Linked DNA regions of Homo sapiens: regions 1 and 3 are each linked to region 2. Evidence: read pairs that join two places in POLR2A ChIA-PET (ENCODE). Cell type or tissue: MCF 10A. All regions are shown on one strand.

What was found. ChIA-PET counts read pairs that join two places held together with the same protein. Peaks named below come from ENCODE experiments on the same cell type or tissue, not always from the same donor. Only the 100,000 strongest peaks of a DNase experiment are listed, where the experiment ranks them.
Region 1: POLR2A ChIA-PET joins it to region 2 with 9 read pairs; 1 of 35 experiments calls an interaction of 5 or more read pairs at or near these places.
Region 3: POLR2A ChIA-PET joins it to region 2 with 5 read pairs; 1 of 35 experiments calls an interaction of 5 or more read pairs at or near these places.

The regions. Positions count from the first base shown.
Region 1 is chr20:11,140,891-11,148,890 of GRCh38, reverse strand. No RefSeq gene overlaps it. Among named protein-coding and RNA genes, the nearest start is that of LINC02871, 120 kb to the right of the region's middle. In MCF 10A, no CTCF peak of the experiment used is centred here; a DNase peak (open chromatin) is centred at 4,510.
Region 2 is chr20:11,346,144-11,354,143 of GRCh38, reverse strand. The region is part of intron 2 of LOC105372529 (a long non-coding RNA gene); the gene reads left to right. Among named protein-coding and RNA genes, the nearest start is that of LINC02871, 320 kb to the right of the region's middle. In MCF 10A, a CTCF peak has its summit at 3,359; a DNase peak (open chromatin) is centred at 3,563.
Region 3 is chr20:10,950,434-10,958,433 of GRCh38, reverse strand. No RefSeq gene overlaps it. Among named protein-coding and RNA genes, the nearest start is that of LINC02871, 72 kb to the left of the region's middle. In MCF 10A, no CTCF peak of the experiment used is centred here; a DNase peak (open chromatin) is centred at 3,813.

The DNA of each region.
Region 1 (8,000 bases), 210 kb after region 2:
ATTCCTTTTGAAAACTCACAGACACACAGACACAAACCCACAGACACACAGACACACAGACACACAGACACAAACCCACAGACACACAGACACAAACCCACAGACAGACAGACACAAGACAAGGATGCCCTCTGTCACCACTCCTATTCAACATAGTATTGGAAGTTCTGGACAGGGCAATCAGGCAAGAGAAAGAAATAAGGGGTATTCAAATAGGAGGAGAGAAGGTCAAATTGTCTCTGTTTGCAGATGATATTATTGTATATTTAGAAAACCCCATCATCTCAGCCCAAAAACTCCTTAAGCTGATAAGCAAATTTGGCAAAGTCTCAGGATACAAAATCAATGTGCAAAAATTGCAAGCATTCCTATATACCAATAATAGACAGAGAGCCAAATCATGGGCAAACTCCCATTCACAATTGCTACAAAGGGAAGAAAATACTTAGGAATACAACTTACAAGGGATGTGAAGGACCTATTCAAGGAGAACTACAAACCACTGCTCAAGGAAACAAGACAGGACACAAATAAATGGAAAAACATTCCATGCTCATTGATAGAAAGAATCAATATCGTGAAAATGGCCATACTGCCCAAGGTAATTTTAGATTCAATGCTATTCCCATCAAGCTACCATTGACCTTCTTCACAGAATTAGAAAAAAACTACTTTAAATTTCATATGGAACCAAAAAAGAGCCTACATAGCCAAGACAATCCTAAGCAAAAAGAACAAAGCTGGAGGCATCATGCTACCTGACTTCAAACTATGCTACAAGTCTACAGTAACCAAAACAGCATGATACTGTTACCAAAACAGATATATAGACCAATGGAACAGAACAGAGGCCTCAGAAATAATGCCACAGATCTACAACCATCATATCTTTGACAAACCTGGCAAAAATAAGCAATGGGGAAAGGTTTCCCTATTTAATAAGTGATGTTGGGAAAACTGGCTTGCCATATGCAGAAAACAGAAACCGGACCCCTTCCTTACACCTTATACAAACATTAACTCAAGATGGATTAAAGACTTAAACGTAAGACCTGAAACCATAAAAACTCTAGAAGATAACCTAGGCAGTACCATTCAGGACATAGGCATGGGTGAAGGCTTCATGACTAAAACACCAAAAGCAATGGCAACAAAAGCCAAAATTGACAAATGAGATCTAATTAAACTAAAGAGCTTCTGCACAGGAAAAGAAACTATCATCAGAGTGAACAGGCAACCTAAAGAATGGGAGAAAATTTTTGCAATCTATCCATCTGACAAAGGGCTAATATCCAGAATCTACAAGGAACTTTAACAAATTTACAAGAAAAAACAAACAACCCCATCAAAAAGTGGGCAAAGGATGTGAACAGACACTTTTCAACAGAAGACATTTATGCAGCCAAAAAACATATGAAAAAAAGCTTATCATCACTGGCTATTAGACAAATTCAAATCAAAACCACAATGAGATACCATCTCACACCAGTTAGAATGGCGATCATTAAAAATTCAGGAAACAACAGATGCTGGAGAGGATATGGAGAAATAGGAATAGTTTTACACTGTTGGTGGGAGTGTAAATTTGTTCAACCATTGTGGAAGACAGTGTGGTGATTCCTCAAGGATCTAGAACTAGAAATACCATTTTACTCAGAAATCCCATTATTGGGTATGTACCCAAAGGATTATAAATCATTCTACTGTAAAGACACATGCACACGTATGTTTATTGCAGCACTATTCACAATAGCAAAGAATTGGAACCAACACAAATGCTCATCAGTGTTGGACTGGATAAAGGAAATGTGACACATATACACCATGGAATACTATGCAGCCATAAAAACGATAAGTTTGTGTCCTTTGCAGGGACATGGATGAAGCTGGAAACCATCATTCTCAGCAAACTAACACAAGAACAGAAAACCAAACACCACATGTTCTCACTCATAAGTGGGAGTTGAACAATGAGAACATATGGGCACAGGGAGGGGAACATCATACACCGGGGCCTGTTGTGGGTTGTGGGGCAAGGGGAGGGATAGCATTAGCAGAAATACCTAATGTAGATGACGAGTTGATGAGTGCAGCGAACCACCATGGTACCTGTATACTTATGTAACAAACCTGCACATTCTTCACATGTATCCCAGAACTTAAAGTATAATTTAAAAAAATCACATATAGAGTAAGATAACTAACCAGAAAAGTTGAAATTAAATGTATATAGAAAAGTTGGAAAATTTTTGCAAATATATGAAATAGCTAGACCAATAAAAATTATTGTAATTAAGCATTTAATTTTGCTCTGAATTTCTTACCAATCAAGTTGACATTTTTAAAAAGAAAAGGATGTAATTCTCATTATAAAGTATCTCGATATAAAAATATTAATATAAGAAAGCCTTTATTTCTGGAGAACATTGTAAGGGGAATGTACTCATTCTTTATTTCTGGGTCCCTAATCACGATACAGTCCTATATTTCTCAAGCTGTGGAGAAAATATCCCCAGAGTATGGGGATATGCCAGGGTGTACCTAAAGCCACAGATGACTTTGAGACTCAGCTTAACAATTTTGGGTAAAATTTACGTAAGCTTACATGTTTATAGTAATGCCAATGAATTTCTTAAGAAAAAGGAGCAAAACGTGCATTCACTTTAACCATAAGACATGTCAAGTGATGATCTGTCGTAGTGTTCTCATACTCCAAACTACAGGATCAAGGTTATATTTTGCTGCCAACAGGATCCCTTTACAGAAGTTTCTGAAGTCTGGCATAATGACAGTATCTTTAATAACATTTCCAAAGAAAATGCTAACGCTTTCTCATTCATTCATATAGATTATCCATAAAAATCCAGGGTAGAACATTAAAGCATGACTCACAAAAGTGCATGCTCAGAAAGCCAAAACAAAGTAGCCCAATTGCTTGTTCTATAACTCTGAGGAAATAGAACTTAATCTCAAAATGTGGTCTTTACAACACCTGCATCAGAAAATCCTGGAAACGCTTATTAAAATGAAGATTCTCAGTATATACTCAAGACTCAAAGAATAATCACTTCTGGGGCAGAGGCCAGGAATCTTCATGGGAAATTATTAGAGAATCGATTCATAGACATACAGAGGTTTGCAAACAATTTAAGATGCTTGGAAGCATTTAAATTCCCTTGGTGTAGTTTTCCTGTCTGACACTTTTCTAAGCTGGCCTTTTGACAGGGCATGGTGGCAGCTAAACCCGGAACAATTTTTAGAGTTGATTAGAAGGCACGCCGTACATTCTGAATACCAAAACTCTAGGTGGAAAGTTTATTATTCTACTGGGGATATTGAGAGCTGGACTTAGAATCTTGCTTATTTGGAGAAGCAGTAACACTCACCTGAGAAAAGTTGCAAGGGTCACCACAAAGAGAGTCAAACATTTTCTGAAATCCCCCTTCAGTCTGTTTAAGTGCCTGAACAAATATTCCCAAGAATAGCGCACATCAGATTATCCTTTCCTTTCACAAAATCAAATTCCATAGGTTGTTAGGAGACAGCATTGACTGCAGACTTTATCAGTGCAAATCTTCTCAGAGTCTTTAATTTGTTAATTTGCGGAATTCTAGAGAGAAAGACAAAAATGTGAATTTTTTTGAACTTATTAGACTAGAGAATCTTTGTATTGGAGAGAATCTTTCAAGACCAACTTTCTATATCCCTCTGTTACTCGCCACTCAAAGTAGGATTCAGGGATAAACATAGATCGGCATCAGTATCCCCTGGGAGCTTATCAAAAATGCATCTCAAGCCCCACACAAGAACTACTGAAACAAAGTCTGCAATTTAACAAAATCCCCAGGTGATTTGTATGCATGTTAAAATCTGAGAAGCAATGCTGTAAAACACATTTTGAAAACCAGTTCCAAGGACAATGAGAGAGATGGTTTTAACCTGGAAAACTTCAAGAACCAGTCTTACAGTTCATTCACCTTGGCCCCTTAAAAACTTCACTGTTGTTTCCATGGAACATCTGCTCCGGGACAGGGATTTTTCACCAGAAAAATTATATGTGAAAGCTCTTTATGCAGTTGAGAAAAGCACAGATCTGTGCTATGATTTGTACCTTCCTTGGCCTATAAACAATTTTGATTTGTGCCAAACCTGCTCCACGAAGACAGGGATGTTGGAAGAGTTAGAACTTTGTCTATCATTTGAATTTACTCCCCTGCAGAGAAATAGCCCATTTCCCAGCTGCAGCTGAGAACACATCATTCCATTTTAACTGACAAATAATCAAATTTTTCCAAATTACTATTCCCAAGCCACTCTGGGTTCCAAGCACAGATTTTGAATCAGGTGTGTGTGAAATACAAACAGGGCTTTAGTCGGGAAGAAAAAGATGAAGCTCGAGCCTTAACAAGCAAAATGAACATGTTAATAAAAGCCACGCACAGTCTCAAGTCCGTGTAAGTTATGGCTCAACCAGCAAAAGCAAGGTTCCCATCGGAATCTTCCCAGCGTACAGTCATGACTCATGCCCACAGCCATCTTGTCCCCGCAAGAAAAGCATAAATCATCATCCATTTTTTAAAATGATGCCAAAACTGCATTTTATTCAAATGCATTCCTTAAAATAATTGCTGAGAAAATAATACTAGAGTATTCAACTGACAACTGACTCCTCAGTTTTTACATCTGGAGAGAAAAAAATGTGTCATGGAGTGGTTAAACGGATTCTAGAGATGGTGGAAATTCCTAAACACACAAAGGTCCAAGAACATCAGAACTTCTTTTATGCTTTTGAAGAGGAAACTTTTGTGCCTTTATCTTATCTAGAAAGAGGTTTCCTAAGTTTTATAATGCAAATTTTATTATTTTTTCTTTTCTTTTTTCTCCTTTTATATTTTAACCAACAGCATCAGAAAAAAAAATATTTCTGCATATGAATTCCTATAAAATCTCTCCCCTCTGTCTCTTATATTCCTTCCACCCTCAGTCAAATAAGCTTAGCACTCTTTCTTGATTATAATAAGCCATTTTTGACTGTGTTTCTCTTCCTGATACTCCTTTTCAGCTGTTCTCACTAAGTTTATACTTACTGGTCTAACTCTTTTCTTCTATATGATTTTGGTTTCCCAGAAGCAGCCACTGAGGCAAGGATTCAAGAGTGAGTAATTTGTTTGGTAGGTGATTCCCAGAAACACTGGTAGGGGAGTAGAGGAGTATGTCAGAGAAAGACAGGACAGCAAGTTCTTGAAGATTATCAAACCAGTTGATCCCTCTGGGGAGCTCTGAGAGACGGTGTGAAACATTCTTCAGCATTATTCCAACTGAGGACCAGTGGATTGGGATATTTAGTTATCAAATATCTGTTTGTCATTGTTTCAGAGCTGTCTGGGGACGTAAACTCTCTGTCATTTTGGCTTGCTCTGTGCTTAGGCTAAGGGTACTCTTCAGCCATAAAATAATGAAAATAAATAAAAGCCCCAAGCAAGGAGTTACAGGTGTTCATAATAAGCAGTCCTTGGAATATGCGAGTGACTTCCAGAGGGATGTGGACAGAAGACCAATATCATCCTCTACACCTTCCATCTTTTCCTCCACTCAAGCGCCTGCAAGAGATCTTGCTAAGAGCCAAATGGCTACAACAGCCAGAATATTTTTTAAACTTAAACCGCTTCCATAGTTTAAAGATTACCAGCCACTATTTCCTTCTTGAAGCTCCCTTTTTTCCTTGGTTTCCATGACAACACATCCTTCTGGGTTTTCTCCTTTTGCTTCTGTCAGTCATCATCCTTGCTGGGCCATCTTCCTCCAGCCAAACCTGAAAGGCTAGAATTCCTCAACTGTGCACAGTCTTCTCTTTACTCATTCTACCTTCTTTTGCCAGGTGAGCTCAATTGCTCCTATGGCTTCAGTTACCATCTGTATCCCAATGACAGACAAATTTACATCTCCAGTGGCTCAGACATCCTGATCAATGAGGCTGAGGTTCTACAGGACATCACACATCTCACAATTGCTTCAAATGTGTGATTAGGCACTCAACTTTTTCTTCTCTCCCTCCTTACCCCAGGAAGAAAAAAAAAATGGCCTCATCTAATCTTTCCTATCTCAGTGAACAATTCTATTTTCCACTCAGTCGGCCAAGCTAGAAAATGAACAGTCAACTTGAACACATGCCTCCCTTTCTCCAGACTGTACGACATCTATTTAATTGTTGGACCTCATCAACTAGATCCCATCAATGGACTACTTCTTAAATCCATCCACTCCTAGCCCACCATTACTTCTTACCATAGCCTCCTAAGTGGTTTCCTCAGCTCTATTCTTCACAGTGCAGCCAGAGGCACCTTTTAACTCTGGTCTGCAACTCTGATTACATCACTGCCCACAGGACTTGACTCTGTTTGCTTCTATTTCATCGCGCACAACTTTCTACCTCACCTTTTCTGCTCCACTTTTACTTTCCTCTTTGTGGTTCTGGAAAGTGGCATAATGCTTCTGGCTTTGGAATCTTTATATTTTCTGTCCCCTTGACCTCAGAGCTACTTCTCCCAGCATCTCCTTTCATTAACTAATTTTTACTCATTCTTCAGATATAAGCTCAAACATGACTACCTCAAAGAAGCCTTTCTGGCTTTTCCTGATTTTTTTCAAGAAGAGGGTTGGCTCCTCTAGCATCCTATTTTTTGGGACATTCCACTACCACTCTTCACTCTTACTGTAATTAATTATATGCGTAATTAGTTGCCTGCCTCAGTGTAAGCTCCCTGAGAACAGGCACTGTGTCAGTTTACTTCACATCTAAATATACGGCCGTTCCTGGCATGTAAGGTTCCTGCATTGTGTAAATACAATTCCTGGCATGTAAGATTATGATAATTATTCAATGAATTTTTACTAAGCCCATTCACAGTTCCAGAAATCTTACTATGCTTAGCTTGAGTCACATTTGCTTTTTAGTTTGATGTTCTACTCCTTGCTTTCCAGGTGTAGGATGTTGGACATCATGCTAAGAATAATAGAAAGGTATCTGTATTGGTTTGCTATTACAAAGTTCAACAAAATGGGCAGCTTGAACAATAGAAATTAATTGTCTCACAGTTCTTCAGGCTAGAAGTGTGAAATCAAGGTGCCTACAGGGTTGGCTCCTAAGCACTGTGGGGGAAGAATCTGTTCCTGGCTCTCTCCTTGGCTTGTAGATGGCCATCTTTATGTTCACATGGTGTTCTTCGTATATGTATGTTTGTGTCCAACTTTCTTTCTTTTAAAATAAGGATGCTGGCCATATTGAATTAGGGCCCACTCTAACGACTTCAACTAATTCTATCTGCAAGAGCCAGATTTTTAAATAAGATCATATTCTGAAGAGCTGGGGGTTAGGACTTCAACAAATAAATGTTGGGGGATACGGTTACCCTTTTAACAGTGCCCAAGGATTTTAAGAAGAGAGAGAAATGAATAGATTCACACTGCAGATAGAACATGTTGACTACAGGGTAAAGAAAAGATTAGAAGGCCTGGTGAAAGCTAGGGCCCTATTATAGCAACACTCACAGCAATGTCTATGAGTGCAGTTTCCTAATTAGTATTGCCCAGAGTCAAAGTTCTGTTCCACTACATTTAACCAGTAGTATAAATTTCACTACACAAGGGTCAGTTTTCTTATCTGTAAAATGGCTATATTTTTAGCATCACATAGTGTATAATGCTGGAGAAAAGAACCAAATCTAGATTTAGCTATGACCTGACTTACAAACAAGTATTTTCCCCCGATATTTCAGCATAACACTCAAAGTAAAAAAGAAAAGAAAAAAGCTGAAGTTTGTAAGGCAAAATCAACCATTGCGATAACTTGTGACTTATTTTTGTTTATATAAATATATTTTATGCTAAAAAAGAATAATGGTAAAGTTCAAACATTTCTGTTTTCCACTGGTGTGTAGGCATCTTAAAGGGCTAGCTCATAGAAAAAATGCATCCTGGATTTTTGTAAAGATGAGAAGTAT
Region 2 (8,000 bases):
AATGGAAAATTTGGCCATTAGTCAACACAACCAGATGATGACTAGATGAGTCTGCATGATTCTCTCTGAAACGTTTTGAAATGTGTTTTTTAAGTTAGACAATTTAAAGCTTCACTCATTAAGTTAGACAATTTAAAACTTCACAGCCAGGTAAATCATAAGCAGTACACAAACATTCATTTTTTTTTAAATGGAAAATCCTCAGAACAAACACAAGAACAGGGACATTACATTTGCCTAAGAAGCCGCAAGTTACTAGATTGTTTACATTTTATCCAACAAACTGTGAGTTTCAAAGATGACCCTAAAGATTCTTTGCTCTTTTTCCCAGTTCAAAAATGATAATAAAACAAGAGAGTTCCCTGATTCTCCTCGCAGGACCTGCGACAGGGGTGTGGCTCAAAACCCCTTGAGGGACAGGGGAGCATGCAGACAGGCAGGTGCAGAGGCTCAGGCGAGCTCTCCGGGCTCCAGCTCCAGCTCCCAGGTAGTGTCTAGGAGTGGGTACCTGCAACTCCAGTGTTACAAAGCTCTTTCAGCTTTGTTGGCCACAGATGGCTTGGGTGTTAATCACCTCAATAGGCCCTCTGTCTTTTCACAAAAGCAGAGGGCCAGTGTAACAGCTTTCTGTATCCTGAGTTCTTGTCCAGAGTCCCGGAAAAATTGGGTCACACACAGACCCGAAGGATGAATGTGAGGTGTTATTAAGTGGTAGAGGAGGCTTTCAGTGTGATGGATGGAGATCTGGAAGTGGGGGATGGAGTGGGTAGGTGATCCTCCCCCGGAGCTGGGCCGCCCAGCAGTTGGACTCCTCTCTGACCAACCCTCTTCTCCCTTTCTCTGCCGCATCATTCTGCCATCTCTCTGGTGGTCTGCTGGCTTGCTGCTTGCTGGTCTGCTCTGGAGTTTGGGGTTCAGGGTTTATATGGGTGCAGGATAGGGGGCATGGCTGGCCAAAGGGCCACTTTTTGGCAATGAAAACAGAAATGCCTATCCTCATTTAGGGCCATGGGTTTTCAGGCTTGAGGATGGGGTGTTTGCTGGGGTACTGCCCTCTTCTACCCAATATTTCCCTGTCTCCTGTCTGTATCAATAACCTAGAGTTTTTTTCTAGTGAAGTCTTCCTGAAAGCTATTACCACCATGCAGAATTATCCAAACAGAAGCCCTGAAACTCCTCTTTTCACGTTAGAGTTGAGTGATGAACATGCACTAGAGATGGAGCTCTCATTCCTCCTCCAGCTTTCCAGACCCACCAGCCTCATTTCAGGTACTCAACAGGCACAAGTGGTCAGTGCACACATAGCACGTCTCTGCCAACACAGAAAGTCCTGATGGAGGAGGTGACTTCGAGAATGTCTACAGATATCTGGAGATAGATGGTCCTGGGTTACATAGGCCAACTCCAGGACATATAGGTGAAGAACTAGATGCCTGGAAAAAGGAGATTGTTATCCAGAATGGACAGCTTGACTAATGTAATGCTTTCTTAGTTATCCTAGCTACTAATTTACTTAGTGACCTTGGGAAATTTATTTCATTTTTATTATTTGGGGAAAAAAGAGATTAGAGTAGATCAGGGTGTCTCAAATTCTCATGTGCACATGAATTACTTGGAGATCGTGTTACAATGCAAATTTTGATGTAGCAGGTGGAAGTGAGGCCTAAGATGTTGCATTTCTAACCTATTCTCATGTGGTGCCTGTGATGCTGATGTTCCTGGTGTATGGACTACTATACTCTTTGAGTAGCAAAGGGTTAGGTCAGAGAGTCATGGAATATTGGCTTAAAAAAAGCCCTTAGGAATTCCCTATCCAGTCCTGTCTCTAAAGTCCTATTCAGCTCCTAGAATCCTTGAGGTTTGGGGAAAAAAAGGTCCATTCACATTCCTCAGGGGGCCTTGGTGCTCATAGCTCTGAAAGAATTTAATGGTCATTTGAATTGTTCTATAAAACAACAAATATGACTTCAGAATAACTCCAGTTTCCTTATAAGGAAAGCCTTAATTCTTGCCTAATGGCCTGCAGTTAAGTGAAGAGCTCTTTTAGCTCCTATTTTCAACTCAATAGAGGCAGGATAATCTTTACATCTGCTTTAATTGACCTCCTCAAGGCCACTCTCATCAAGTGTTTATTCTATGCAGGAAAACATGGCTGGTCCTAATAACTGCTGTTACTTAAAACCAGCAAAAAGAATATCAGAGGAGCAGCAGAGAATCATACACTCAGTCGACAAACTTTCCAGCTTTTTTCATGTGGGTGCATATGGTGGCCGGTGGAAAAATACTACATATTACCACAAATATGCTATACTGTATATATAGTTTATATATAGATATACTACAATATATTAATTTATTGCACACCTCCATGAAGCTCCACAGTGTGCTCTGAAGTTCACAGATTCTTAGTCTTGAATACAAGACCTGCTACTTTCTTATGAACCAGGCAATGAGTGCTTTTAGTGAGCTGTACCACCAGACGCAGTGCTACCCTCTACAATTGGAGTCATTCAGTTTGTCCTAAATGGGTGGGCATATTTTCTGCATTTGCAATTTGGATTTCAAGGCTGGGAATACTAGAGCTGAGGAAGCCAGAGTACAAAAGGAAAGAATAAAAGGGCAAAGGACTAAAACCAACAGAGAAAGGCAATTACAAGGTGTATAAATGTACACTGTGCAGAGGTAAGGATTTATTACACTGTGTGTGTGTGTGTGTGTGTGTGTGTGTGTGTGTGTGTTTTGCATGAAAGGTAAGGGGAAAAAAGCTGACATTTGTTAGGCGGAATTCGATAAGTGCAGTTGCAAAGAATAAAGGGAGCTTTCAGAAAGCAGGCAGCTGCAGCGGAGCCTGAAGCCATGGTACTTGATACCGCAATATACTCTCTCAATGATTCTAGGCAGCTTTTGAGAACAGCAGGGAGGCATTCAGGGTGGAGGACAATGGCAAATGTCAAGAATGAAAGAAAGAATCTAGAGTTTAAAAGACTGTTGAGTGACAAGTAGGCCAGATCAAAGAAAGAAATTTATCAAGTATTTATAATTATCATGCTAATAGAGATCAATAATCATGAAGAGAAACCATAGCAAAAAAAAAATAAATAAATAAGCCAATGGCTTTCAATCTTAAAAACAAATCCCCTCAACAAAAAGACAGTAGATGAAGCAATCGATGGAAGATACAAACATTCACCTTTTCATCCATTCTGATTTTTCATTTTATATTTTGTTACTCAAGTCATCAATGAAAAGCAAGTGTCTTAAGCTAGTCTGAATTTCTTTGTTTTGAAAATTATACAGTGGAAAGATTTTTAGAGAAGCACAAGATGGGGCTGGTGTATCATCCACTGCAAATGGAGCCACAGATACCATGTCTAAGCAAGACATTTTGATCCACAGGAAATATTTTGGGAGAGGCAACATTCTGAAAACATATCACCTAGGTCCTCCGGGCTTGTTTTCAACTTCCTTCTCACTTCCGTGCTGTGCCCCACACAGGTGTGCATGTGCAAAGCTCTCTCATGGCAGATTGGGAGGTCGGGCTTGAAGGAAAAACCCTGTGTTTGGAAACTTGCTTGGGCTTGCTAAGGACCAGGGTGGTTTGGAAGCCCAGGGAGAAATGTTGAAATCAGTCATTGCGAAATCCCTTTTGCAATAAGTAATGAATAAAGACTGAGGAAAAATCTCTTTCCTCCCCAAAGTAAAAACCTACCACTTAACTTGTCTAAACAGCTTGTCATAATAGAAGCTTAAAGGCAACATGAAGTGCTTCCCACAGCCAAGGCCAGAACCTCCAGCCATCACTGATTGATTGGTTCATTCAGTAAATATCTGTCAAGAAACAGTATATGACAAGCACAGTCCTGGACACTGCACCGAAGAACAGAAACATGACAACTCCCTTTATAGCTGTCAGACATCAAACCGAGACATCACCTCCTCAGAGAGTTCACTGACACTTTATCTCACCTGGCCCCACCTCAATTACTCTCTATGTTGTGGCTCTGATTATTTATATCATAGCCCTTGATACATCTGAATTCTGTTATTTTAAAAAATCAGGGCCTGTCTCCACCCACTACAATATCACTGCAAAGACCTATTCTGAATTGCTCAGTGCTGTATCCCTAGCATTTAGAACAATGCCCTAGATATAGTAGTAGCTCAAAAAAAAATGTTTCTTAAGGGAACAAATGAAGATGATGTAAACCATCTGACAACCCCACTAAACAGAGACAATGTCCTACACAAAGAGAAAACTTCAAAGCAGTAAGTGAAAGATCTATAAGATAAATCAACACATTTCTATTGAAGTTAAATTTTAAAAGATCACTTCGAAAAAAGTCCACTGGAGGAAACTCCTAAAATTTTCCATTTGGCTTTGGATCCAAATCAGCATTAAAAAAATATCCCCTAGTAACTCATTCATTTTTTTTAAAATGACATCCTGGCAATAACATGTTCTGATCAGTAGAACATAATAGAGTTCAGAAATTATGCAAAATGCACACAGGAGTTGAACATATATCAAAGGCAACATTTGAAATCAGTTATGTTGTATTGTTTAAGAAAAACCTGATTTGTCTTCTCAAAATAATTTAAATTTGGATCTTATTCTTTATCTCAATATAAATTGCACATTAAATTACTCTTTAATGTAATTAAACAGAAAGTTCTAGAAAAGAACCTTGGTAATGTGTAACATAATTTGTAATGAGAAATGTATAAAACTTTCTAATTGTTTTAGGCTATTCTTGCATCACTATAAAGAAATATCTGAGACTGGGTAATTTGTAAAGAAAAGAGGGTTAATTGGCTCATAGTTCTGCAAGCTCTACAGGAAGCATGGTGCTGGCATCTGCTCTGCATCTGGGGAGGCCTCAGGGAGCTTTTACTCATGGCAGAAGGCAAGATAGGAGCAGGCACATTACTTGGTGAGAACAGGAGCAAGAGAGAGCAAGGAGAAGATGCCACACCCTTTTAAACAATCAGATCTTACAAGAATTCACTCACTGTCACAAGGACAGCACCAAAGGAATAGTACTAAACCATTCATGCGAAATACACTTCCATGATCCAGTCACCTCCTACTAGGCCCCACCTCCAACACTGGGGATTACCAATCAACATGAGAGTTGGAGGGAATGTCCAAACTGTATCACTAATTAAAAAACATTATATCTAAAGAACAAAGTCAGAAGAGAGGTGATAACAAGCAAGGGAAATATTCATAATTCATATTACAATTGTCCTCAGTTTGTAAAAAGATTTTATACATCAATAAGAAAAAGTGAGCAAGGATTTAAACAAGCAAAAGAATGCAAAGATTTACAATAAATGAACCAATGTTGAATATTATACAAAATTTTAAAATCCAAAATAATATAGCAATGTGACATAATTTCCTACCTTAAAAATGAAGAACATATTTTAAGTATATTTTTATACCATGTTGGTAAGATTGTGATAAAAAATATATTCAAACATTGAAGGTAAAAATAGATTACTATATTTTTAAACGGCAATTTGGTAATGTGTTTGAAAATTAAAACATGTGCCCTTAGTCCCACCAAATTGCTCTAGATTTTTTTAGATATACTTTCATATATGCAAAAGCATGATGATGGAGAAAGAGAAGGAGAATGAGAGAGCAAAAGAGTGAAAAAAAAAAAAAAAGGAAGAGAAGGGGAAGGAGAGGGAAAAGGAGAAGCAGCAGCTGCCAGGTGCTCATTTACAGAGCTGTTTATCCAGATAATGGAATAAACTGCAACAAAGAAAAGAAGTAGATTTGGGTTGATTTAGAAAAGTCTTTAAAATACCAACAAAAGACAAAGAGGGAATAGTGCGACATTAAAACAAACAAACAAACAAATATAAGAAAATAAAATACCCATATACTCTGGAAGAAAGTACAAGAAATTGTGCCCAATATGAAGCAATTGTCTCTGAGCTGGAAACTTACCCTTCCATGCTCTGCTTTGAGGCTGGTGCTGGAACTCCACAAACCGTGTTCTCCTTGGCCATGTGACTTCCTGTTAAGGTTTGGCAATAGATCACTGATTATGGATACCTTTTCACTGCCCTACAAATCCTCTACACTCTGCCTTTCAGAAACAGGCCTTTTAATATGTAATGCATAGGTGGTTGGGGAATGAAACTGTATAATGTGTGTAGAGTCTGTAACCTGCTTGGCTCGTGGTTAGCAGCAGCAATCCACTTTTTCATTCACTGAACGAAGATTTATTAAAGGAAAAAAAATGTGGCTCCCGTCCTTACACACTTTGTCTTCTTGCTGTGCAGGCAGTAGGTTGAAAACTGTTATTTGATTATGCTGTCAGGACGTAGTGCAAGGCAAATTCACTGTAGCTTTTTATAATTTGTCACACACACAAAAAAAATTGAGGCCCCTGTTGGCACGCAGACAGGAAAGAGTAAACCAGGTAAACGGGAGAAGCCGTTTGTCATGGAGCCCGATTCCATTAGTCAAGTGGTTTTCAATCAGATGATGTTGTCCTCCTGGAGATTTTAGGCAATGTTTGGAGACATAACTAGGGGGATTGCTACTGGCACCTTGTAGGCAAAGGAAAGATGTTACAAAACATACTACAACACACAGGACAGATCCTCACAACCAAGAATTATCTGGCTCCAAGTGTCAATAGTGGCAAGGTAAGGAAAGCCCGTGTTCTGAGAACTGAACCACTGTGATTATCAGGGAGCGGGATGTCTCTAGGAGTCTCGGTGTGAGAGTCATTCTCACCTGCTCCGGCAAGTCCCCAAAGCTCCCAGTTTCAATTTCCTCATCTGCAAAATGAGTATAATAGAATCTTCCCACCTCCATAATTGGTCATGACGTGCAAATCAATCCAAAGATGAAAAGCTTTAAGAAGTAGACCAGGTGGACAATTTTAAACGGGTACCTTTCTGTTATTATTACTGGCCTTTTCACAAAATAAAAATTGCCAGCAAACTTCAAAGATTCTGTTAATTAAAAGAGACTTATCAAAACCAACATTGGTATAATTATGGCACCAGCACCCAATTTTCGTCACTAGGAATATGGCTCATTTCGGGGGCTTGCATTATAACATCACAGGTTCAAAAGGGAATCAAAATTAAATGAGTTTCTTAATAGTGCCAACATTCCAAACATTTGATGTAAAAATAAACAAAGAATATATTATGGCTGCACATTATTCATTCTGTTTATAGATACTTCTCCTTTCAATACTGTCCCGGGCACAGGGAGCCAGTAATACAAGCCATGCCAAGAATCACAAATTGTGTCTTGCTTGGTACTTGACTAGTTTTCCAAAGTTATCAAGGTTCATTTAATAACCAACTTGCCAGTAGCTGTTAAGGAGCATGAGGAGATGAGTCAATGATTTATTTTCTTCTGTGAGTTCACTCCTTGATCGTGGTCCCTCGCTTAGAGGACCATTTGTCTTGTAGCTTTATTCCTTAGGCTGTCTCGTTCATCTTCTTTCTAACTCCAGCATGTATGTAATCTATTATGAGTCCAGCAGGTTAAGACATTTCCTCATCCATATTGTAGCTTTGCAAAAAGTGAGTATGCAATGTAATCAAGTAAGTTAAGTTCTGTGAACACTTCTCAAGGGAATTCTACTTATGTCTCAGTCTTCCATTGCATCTTTGCAGAGATTCCTGGTGAACATTTACTGAAGGAAATGAGTGTGGTCCTCTCATGTTACAATCAGTAAGCTGAAAACTGCTACTTGATTGTGCCATCAGATCATAATGAAAATCAAATTTACCACAGCTTTGTACAATTTCTGAAAAGAGGACCCTATTCGCCTGTTCACTGCAACACAGCAGCATCAACACAAACCCCACCAGACAGAGAAGTTCGAATGATTTCATAAATCCCATTGCTGTGGGAAAAACAGGGCCTCATGCTAGGGGTCTGTGGCCTCACCAATTGCATAGGTCAAGATGGTGGTGGGGAGGAAATAAGGTAAGAGCTGATGAATATATGACTTTCA
Region 3 (8,000 bases), 400 kb after region 2:
GAAATATTTAGGAATGAGACATCATGTCTGCAACTTGCAAACAGATCAGATATCTTATCCATCCACAATCACACACATTTATATATAAGGAAAAGAAGTAGAGCATGAAGCTCCCGGGTGAGAACAGCACCCTGGGAGAAGAGAAGTAATGAGAATGCCCATGTAAATTCTCTAGACAAGAAAGGGGTCAGGTTAACTAGATTCACCATGTGTTTAGAGAAGTTGGAAATAACATTTGTCTTATCTTGTGGAAGATAACATTTCCAAAGTCATTCAGATGAGCTTATGAAGAACCTCAGCTTCTAGATTTCTTTAACCATAGGAAATAAGGAATCAATGAAAGTTTTTTTGAGTTGATACACGATGCACCAATTACACTATAGCTAATACATCTGTTGAAGATTGGATTAAAGTGGGGAAGAGTCTGAAAGTTAAACAAACTATAGGCATATTTCCACTATTATAAGGCAGTGATGGAGACAATAGATTCCTGGACATGGAAAAGTACATGGAATTAGCATATGTGAGGTACCTAATAACCTATGGAAATGTGTGACCAGCAGAGCTATTTATTTTCTGTCATCAACATACAAAATTAAGTGTTTAATTACCTTTATCTTCACAATGTTCTTAATTCTTTTTCAAATCGTGGAAAAGACAGACCTGGAGTTATAAACACACATTCGTCTGGAGCTCACCTCTTGGAACTGCCAAAACATCCAGATTTTTTTTTTCTTTTTTTTTTTTTTGAGACGGAGTCTCAGTCTGTCGCCCAGGCTGGAGTGCAGTGGCGCCATCTAGGCTCACTGCAAGCTCCGCCTCCAGGGTTCACGCCATTCTCCTACCTCAGCCTCCCGATTAGCTGGGACTATAGGCGCCTGCCACCATGCTAGGACCTTGCTGGACTCTCCACATTTGGATGGCTATTTTTTTTTGTATTTTTAGTAGAGACGGGGTTTCACCGTGTTAGCCAGGATGGTCTCGATCACCCGACCTCGTGATCTGCCCACCTCGGCCTCCCAAAGTGCTGGGATTACAGGCGTGAGCCACCGCGCCCGGCCATCCAGATGTATTTTAAACCATTAAAATAAATACTAAGTATTTGTCCTTGGGAAATAATTAAAGACTTTAACAGAAGGAGGGATAAACAACAAAAAAAAAGCATTTGACATGTTAATTTACATTAGCTGATGGCTAAGAGTAATGCCTGATAATTGAAACTATGAAGAGTTCGTGGTATTCTGTGAGGTATGCCACAGTGGAAAACAACCAAAGGCAAGGTGATGGCTGTTCTCCACTGGGGGTAAGGCTGTGGGAATGGGGAAAAGGGCAAGGCATTGCTGTAAGATTAAGGATAAAGCACGCATTCTGATAATTGGCCTCATATGGTTCTAGTCAAAACTATGGGAAAAAGAGTGTGTTTTGTGAAGAAGGAAGTGTATGCAAAGGAACAGATTTTAGGAACTTTCTTAGGGATGTTCTTGTTTAGGAAAGAGAAACAGCCTAAAAGACCACAGGCGCCATGCATAGAAGCCAGGAAAAGTTCAATATTTCAAAAAGAAGCCGATCAAACTTAACTCATCTCTAGATAGCAAAACTATACTCACAACCTTGAAGATGCTAAGGAGAAAATAGCTAATAACAAAATATTTTTAAGTGTCCTGTATAATGCTACACAAAAAACAATTTGGTTCAACTTATGTATACCTCATATTCAGTTACCTTTTTTTCTTTGAACTTTTTGGAACTACCTAAGTGTTCATAGATAAGAAGGTCAGAAAATATAATATATTTATGATTTAAAAAATTATTTCTGAGGACACATAATTTTTCCTGAAATTTTTGAGTACCTTTTTTCAATATTTAATTTTCATTAATATATTTTAAACAGAGAATCTCTTTCAGACTCTGGAAGATCTCTTATCTTTATGGGATGTGATGAACATAAATGTATTGATCACAATTCTTCAAACTGCAAAACATTTCATCATTATCTGAGTAAACAATGTCAGGATTTTCATATTGTGGGACAAGGTATTGAATCTCTAGACCAAAAACTAGATCTGTAACTGAGACCAGGGATCTTCTAATTATGGTCATCCTTCTCTGAAACAAATCTAATCTACAGGTATGTTTTGTTGGGCCTGTGCATTGTTCTTCATAAACTCAGTTTAAACATTTAAAAATATAAGAGATTTTCTACATCATTAGAAAAAAATGGGAAATGCATAAAGTCTATGCTGTTAGGGTGGAATACAAATTTTCCATCTGAGTATAGTCTCCACCATTTGTTAGTCTTGTTCCAGCCTTTTCACTCAGTTATTTTACTGGCCTAGCCCCTGAAAACAGTTAAATTTGCAGTTCCTGTGTAGACTCTGCCAAAGAGGGTGGGGGAAATTACCACTCCTAGGTGTTTAGAAAACAATAAAAATTGTTGGCATTTCCCTTGGGAAATAAAGCAAAATTACATCTTCCCACATTTGCTTTTTCCTCAAGACAGATGTAAAAGAATTGTCTTCCTTTATCCCTCTAACCCTTGGTGTTATACCAGAGATCAAAAACTGTCTAGGGATGATTTTAAAGCAGAGTGCTTGAGTAGCTTCCCAGACCATTTTACCACCACCAACTACCTTCCCCAACTAGAAGAAGAAAAAAAAAAAAAAAAAAACAGACTGGCTTACTATCTAAAATCCCAACCTAGGCCATAATAATTAAAGTTTGAGGTACACTTTCATAACAATGAGAGTCTTTTTAAAAATATTTACCTTTTTATCACCAAACACTGATGATTTAATTAAAAGTTTTCTAATTATCCAGGATGTTTCACAACTGCTACACAAGTTTCTAGCTGTTCTGCATTTGATCATTATTTTGGTCATCCTGCAATAAATTTCATCTGTGAAATATGTGGTTCTACATAAGAGACATCAAAGACATTTTTAAAACCTTCATCTCTAGAAGTTCACTCCAAATCACAGCAGCAGAAATGGAAAGTCTCCACAGGAAGCACTCACCAAAACCAGAAGGGACTCCAGAAACAAATTTAGCCTTAAACATTTACAAAACCACAAGAAAAATTATCTCTTGATTCCTCATGCTATGAGCACTCAAAAACAACAAATTCAAATGATTTGTGCTTTTCAAGTCTTCTGCTCATGTTAGCCTGACAATAAACATCCCTGCTCTACACGGAACTAAGAGAGGTTAACATAAGAAGAGCATCCCGTAGGGTCTTGCTACTCAAAGTGAGGTCCATAGGCTCGCAGCATCTGCATCACCAGGGAGCTTAATAGAATTCAGATTCTCAGGCCCCACCCAGACTTCCTGAATAGAATGTTCACTGTAAGATTCCCAGCTGTTTCTTTATGCATATTAGAGTTTATATACTTCTCTAAGATGCAAAGATCCTTTCTCTCTTAGAGTATTTATGCACTTGAATAAGACATATACATAGACCTCAAAGGTTCCCAAGAGAAAATATATTCAGCTTCCTCATTTTACCAGTGACAAAATGGAGGCTCCCAAAAGGACAGTGCCTTGGCCACATTCACACATTTAATGGTTGGCAGAGCTCTGGCAAGAAGTCAGGTTTCTTGATTCTCTTCTTCATATTCTTTATACCCTGCAACTCCTTTGCATCTGCAAAGAAATCTCAGAAGTGAACATCCGGAACTAGTGGCTTAAGAATCAAAATATCTCCTCTGTTTGCAAGCTTCACTCCATTATTCGGCAGTTGATGTGCCAGGAATTCTTGTAGCCAGAGCCAGGCCAGCTTGGGGTTTCCCTGCTGACTCTTCCAGGTGGAATGTGTTAGCTAACAAGTCAACACTCGTGTTAGGCAGGTAAAGGCCCACATTCGGTGGATCAAGGACTTGCAGTCATTCATTAAGTAATTTGTTTCCTTTGTGCCAGGACCAAATCTCAGGCTACAGCCCGGCTCTACTTGTCAGGTCCTTGCTTTGCAATGACCCTCAATATTGGTAAAGTCACATCACTAACCAGCTGAGCCCAGCTCAGTGTAAGTTCTATGACAGGCATTGATGAGCAGAGAGAGTCTGACAGAAACCCTTCATGTGGCCCCTATTCTACAGGTAGAGTATGAAAAGTACGGGCCAGGAAGTTTCTTTCTCTGCTAAGATGCCCTCAGGGTAGAGGGAATGGAGGAGTAGAAATTTGGTTGAGCACAAAAGGGTAAATAGAGTGTATCCCAGTAGTTCTTAAGAGTTTTTGCCTCTAATGGGGTGCTAGGGCTGCTTAGTCCTAAGAATAAACTACCTGCAAATGAGGAATTCTAGATCCACCCACTTGTTGCACTAAAAGATAAAAATTAATCTACCTTTCACAGTAACGCAAGGATAATTAAGAGTTTGTGAACATAAGATGACTTTAAAAATTATATGGGCCACTGTGTTTTCAAAGCTACGTCAGTTTTCTTTAGACCAACCCAAATCTTACTGGCTTAAAACAACAACCATTTATTTTGCTTATTATTCTGTGGTTCATCTGGGCAGATCAGGTCTGGGAAAGCTTGAATGACATGCTGGGCTCTCAGGTGCCTGTGCCTGTGGTCAGCTGGTGATTGGTTTATTTGAGATAACTTCACTCACATGTTTGGTGATTGGGTCAGGTGTCTCATCCTCTAGTAGACAAACTCAGGCTCCTTCACTTGGTGGTCTCAAGGTGCAAAGAGCAGTAAGAAAGACCCAGCCCCAATGCTCAAACACATTGCAAGTCTCTGCTTGCATCATACTTTCTATTGTTCTTTAGCCAGAGAAAGTCACTCAGCTTATTCAAGTCAGAGACAGTTCTGAAAGACTATTAACCCTGCCCAGACGTCTTCCCTACTTCTTTGTTCTAGGATACTTGAGTGGCATGGTTCTACAGTGCTGTTAGCAAAGCAGTTACAACTTCTAATTGCATGATGGTAAAGCGGCCATTCTGGGATGGAGGCAGGGACAGAGAGTCATACCTTACTTAGGTCTTTGATCCTTAGAAATTGAACCAATTGTCAAAAACACCCCTCCAAATCCATACTCTGAACAAGAATATAAATAATAGAACACAGAAAAATCAAAAGCTTAAGCTACTTTTTTAAGTAGTAAAAAGGTTTTAAAAACTTCAGTCAATTATGAACCCCACAATGAAGGAATTCAGTTAGGATGTTAATGTAACTGCATTGTAAAAGTTATACTGCTTTTTCTAGTTCTGTGGCCTCTACATCTCCTGTTGACCTGTTTTTTAGGCATCCGTGTGATAGAGAACTTTTTAATACCACTGAAACAGCTTATAATAGTTTTCTACAATATTGCTCACATGTTTATTTTATCTTATTTTTTGCCCAGGTGACCAATAAAAAAGTCCTCTGAAAATTCTAAGGTAGTTCTAAGGAATAGAAAACTGGGTGCCTATTTTCTTTTCCTATATTTACTATTGGATCTTAAGTAGAATGCAAGCTGCTGGATACAACTGGCATTATACCCTTTAAAAATCTCTGCAATTCACTCCTTGTGTTGGGTGTGCACAAGACATAGGTGGGGAGGGAAGCTATCCTCAATTCCACTCTAAGATGCAAGGTGTATGTTTTACCAGTTTTGTTTATATGCAGCACAATGCTGGTCATGTTAATTGGAAGTGCTGTGGCTAATTTGCTTTGGTCTGATATGAAATGCAGCAGTAGCTGACAAGCTGCAAGGATATAGATAGTTTGCTGAAATCAGGGAACAACCGTATTACTTGAGCAATGGAAATTGAAATCATGGCAAACCAGAAATATGGAATAGCTTTCATGTTGACTTTGTCTCAACATCACATACCCTTGGGAGTTAACTCCTGGACCCCATAGCAAGGGGAGGGGAAATGGATTCAAGCTGCCTGCATCCTCAGCCCATTTCACCAAAAGAAAAGCCAGAGGAAGAATTTTCTCTCTCTTTCCTTATAATTCTAATGAAGTCAGTGGAAGACTCTTCTGCAGCGTATCTTCAAAGGTTTAATGCAAACCTCCCACTTCTCTACCCTAAAGACAGTCCTTGTTCTCAACTCACTCCCTAGCATGAAGGTAAAGCCAAATCCCATGGATTAGTACTAGGGTTTACACAATTGGGACTGAATGTTGTCCCAGAGTATACAGCTTTGTACAGAGTAGGAATTCAGCACTCTGGAAAGACTTCAGCTATGCCATAAGTCTTTTTAATACTCATAAGTGGACTAAATATATCTACATGTAAATAGATGTAATCATATTTGAAACCCATATTTGTGATTCCCAGAAACATGATTATGTAAGCATAATCCTAAGGCTAGAAGTTAAATCTATGCATATACACATACATGCACACACATATAATCACATATCACAATGCTTGTAATGGACGTTCTGGGTTCCCCACCCCAGTTTTCTTTAACAGGCTACTCTGCCCATTCCCCAGCTGCTGTGAGTGTTTTACAGTTGCCCCTTATTTGGATAATTTCCCTTGGCCAAACCAGAGCCACTTTGCCTGAAAGGTTACACTTTCCTGCTCCTGATGGGGGCTATGGAGAGATATCCAATAATCAACTGATAGTGAATTTAATAAATAAATAGAAACAGTTTTCTGACCTTAAGGTAAGATCAAACTGTAGAGCTCCCCATGAGATGAGGCTGAAACTCAACTCCAGCTAAGCCTATACACTTGCTCAACATCTTTCCGGACCCATCCTACTTCCATCACTGTCTCTCTCCTCAGAGGACTTCAATAAATCATGTGCACTAAATTCTTGTCTCAAACTCTGCATCTGGGGAACCTAACATAAGACAACACTTCATTACTGATCCTAAAAATTTTCAGCAGCCAGGGCCCTAAAGGGGATGCTTTTTTTGGTCTGGACACCACCTTGCAGCTTTTGAAGTCACTTGCCACTGAGCATTTTCACTTTGAAAGCATTTGCTATTGACTATACACTCGATGAGATTTCCTCTTCCTTCTCCACCTCAGCCTCTGTCACTCACATCATGTATGCAGCAAAGCTTCACCTGGTTCCTGTTGCTTGAGCTGCCTGATTGCTATAGCAACCCAAAGCCCATGTGCCCGTTTTTACAACAATGTATAGATTAAATTACCTACCCCCTGCCATTTAAAAAAGTCTTTTAAAATGATGCTTTGGAGACAGTAATCTCTCTTGAACTTGAAACCCCAAAAACAACTGTCACAGGACTGGCTGTCCCTGGAAAATGTCCCCATAACAAGACTATTTTGTGAAACCAATGAAGCTGACCCAGACTTTGATAAGGTATCTCTGAAGGGCATAATATATCAAATATTTTCTTATCATCTTTCCCTGTATGCTTTCAGAGTGCATTTGATATTTTTTTCTTCTCCTTCACACAATTTACGTTCTGTCTTTATCTAAAGGTATGCCCCTCTTCTACACACTGGGGATGGAAAATTTTTAAATAAAATTAATTGAAAAACCTGATTAACCATGCCCCATTCTATGTAACTACAGCTAAATGTCCATGCAGGAGGTCTGTCTCTTAGAATACAATAAATGCACCCAGTCACCATGGCTCAATCTCATGCTAACCTTTTCCTCTCTTTTTATCAGATGTAGAAAGAAACAATTTAGACATTATGGATGTTGGCTTATTTTTTACCAGTGATCAAACTTATAGCAAATGTTTGCTGAACATGGACTGTCTAATTGCCTTGTATCTATTATCTAGTGCAGGCTACCTACCCAAGATTCCTCTACGCATTACCACCCAGTAAACAGCTGCCCCTTCGCCACTCCTCAGGCTTAAAAGTGTGTATGCCAGTAGTGCAATTCACCCTCTGGAGGACAAACTGAGAGAAGAGTCCCCTGCAGGCCCTAAGAAGGACTAAGGGCAGTTTTAGCAGTGGATCCTGGTCAAGGTTACTCCAAGCATATTCTGAAAGGACAGTGTGGGTTTTAGGTGGGTATGTTCCCTAGCCTTGTGAACTTCTTGCCTCCATGAGGAGCAGGATGAATGGGGAGAAATGCAA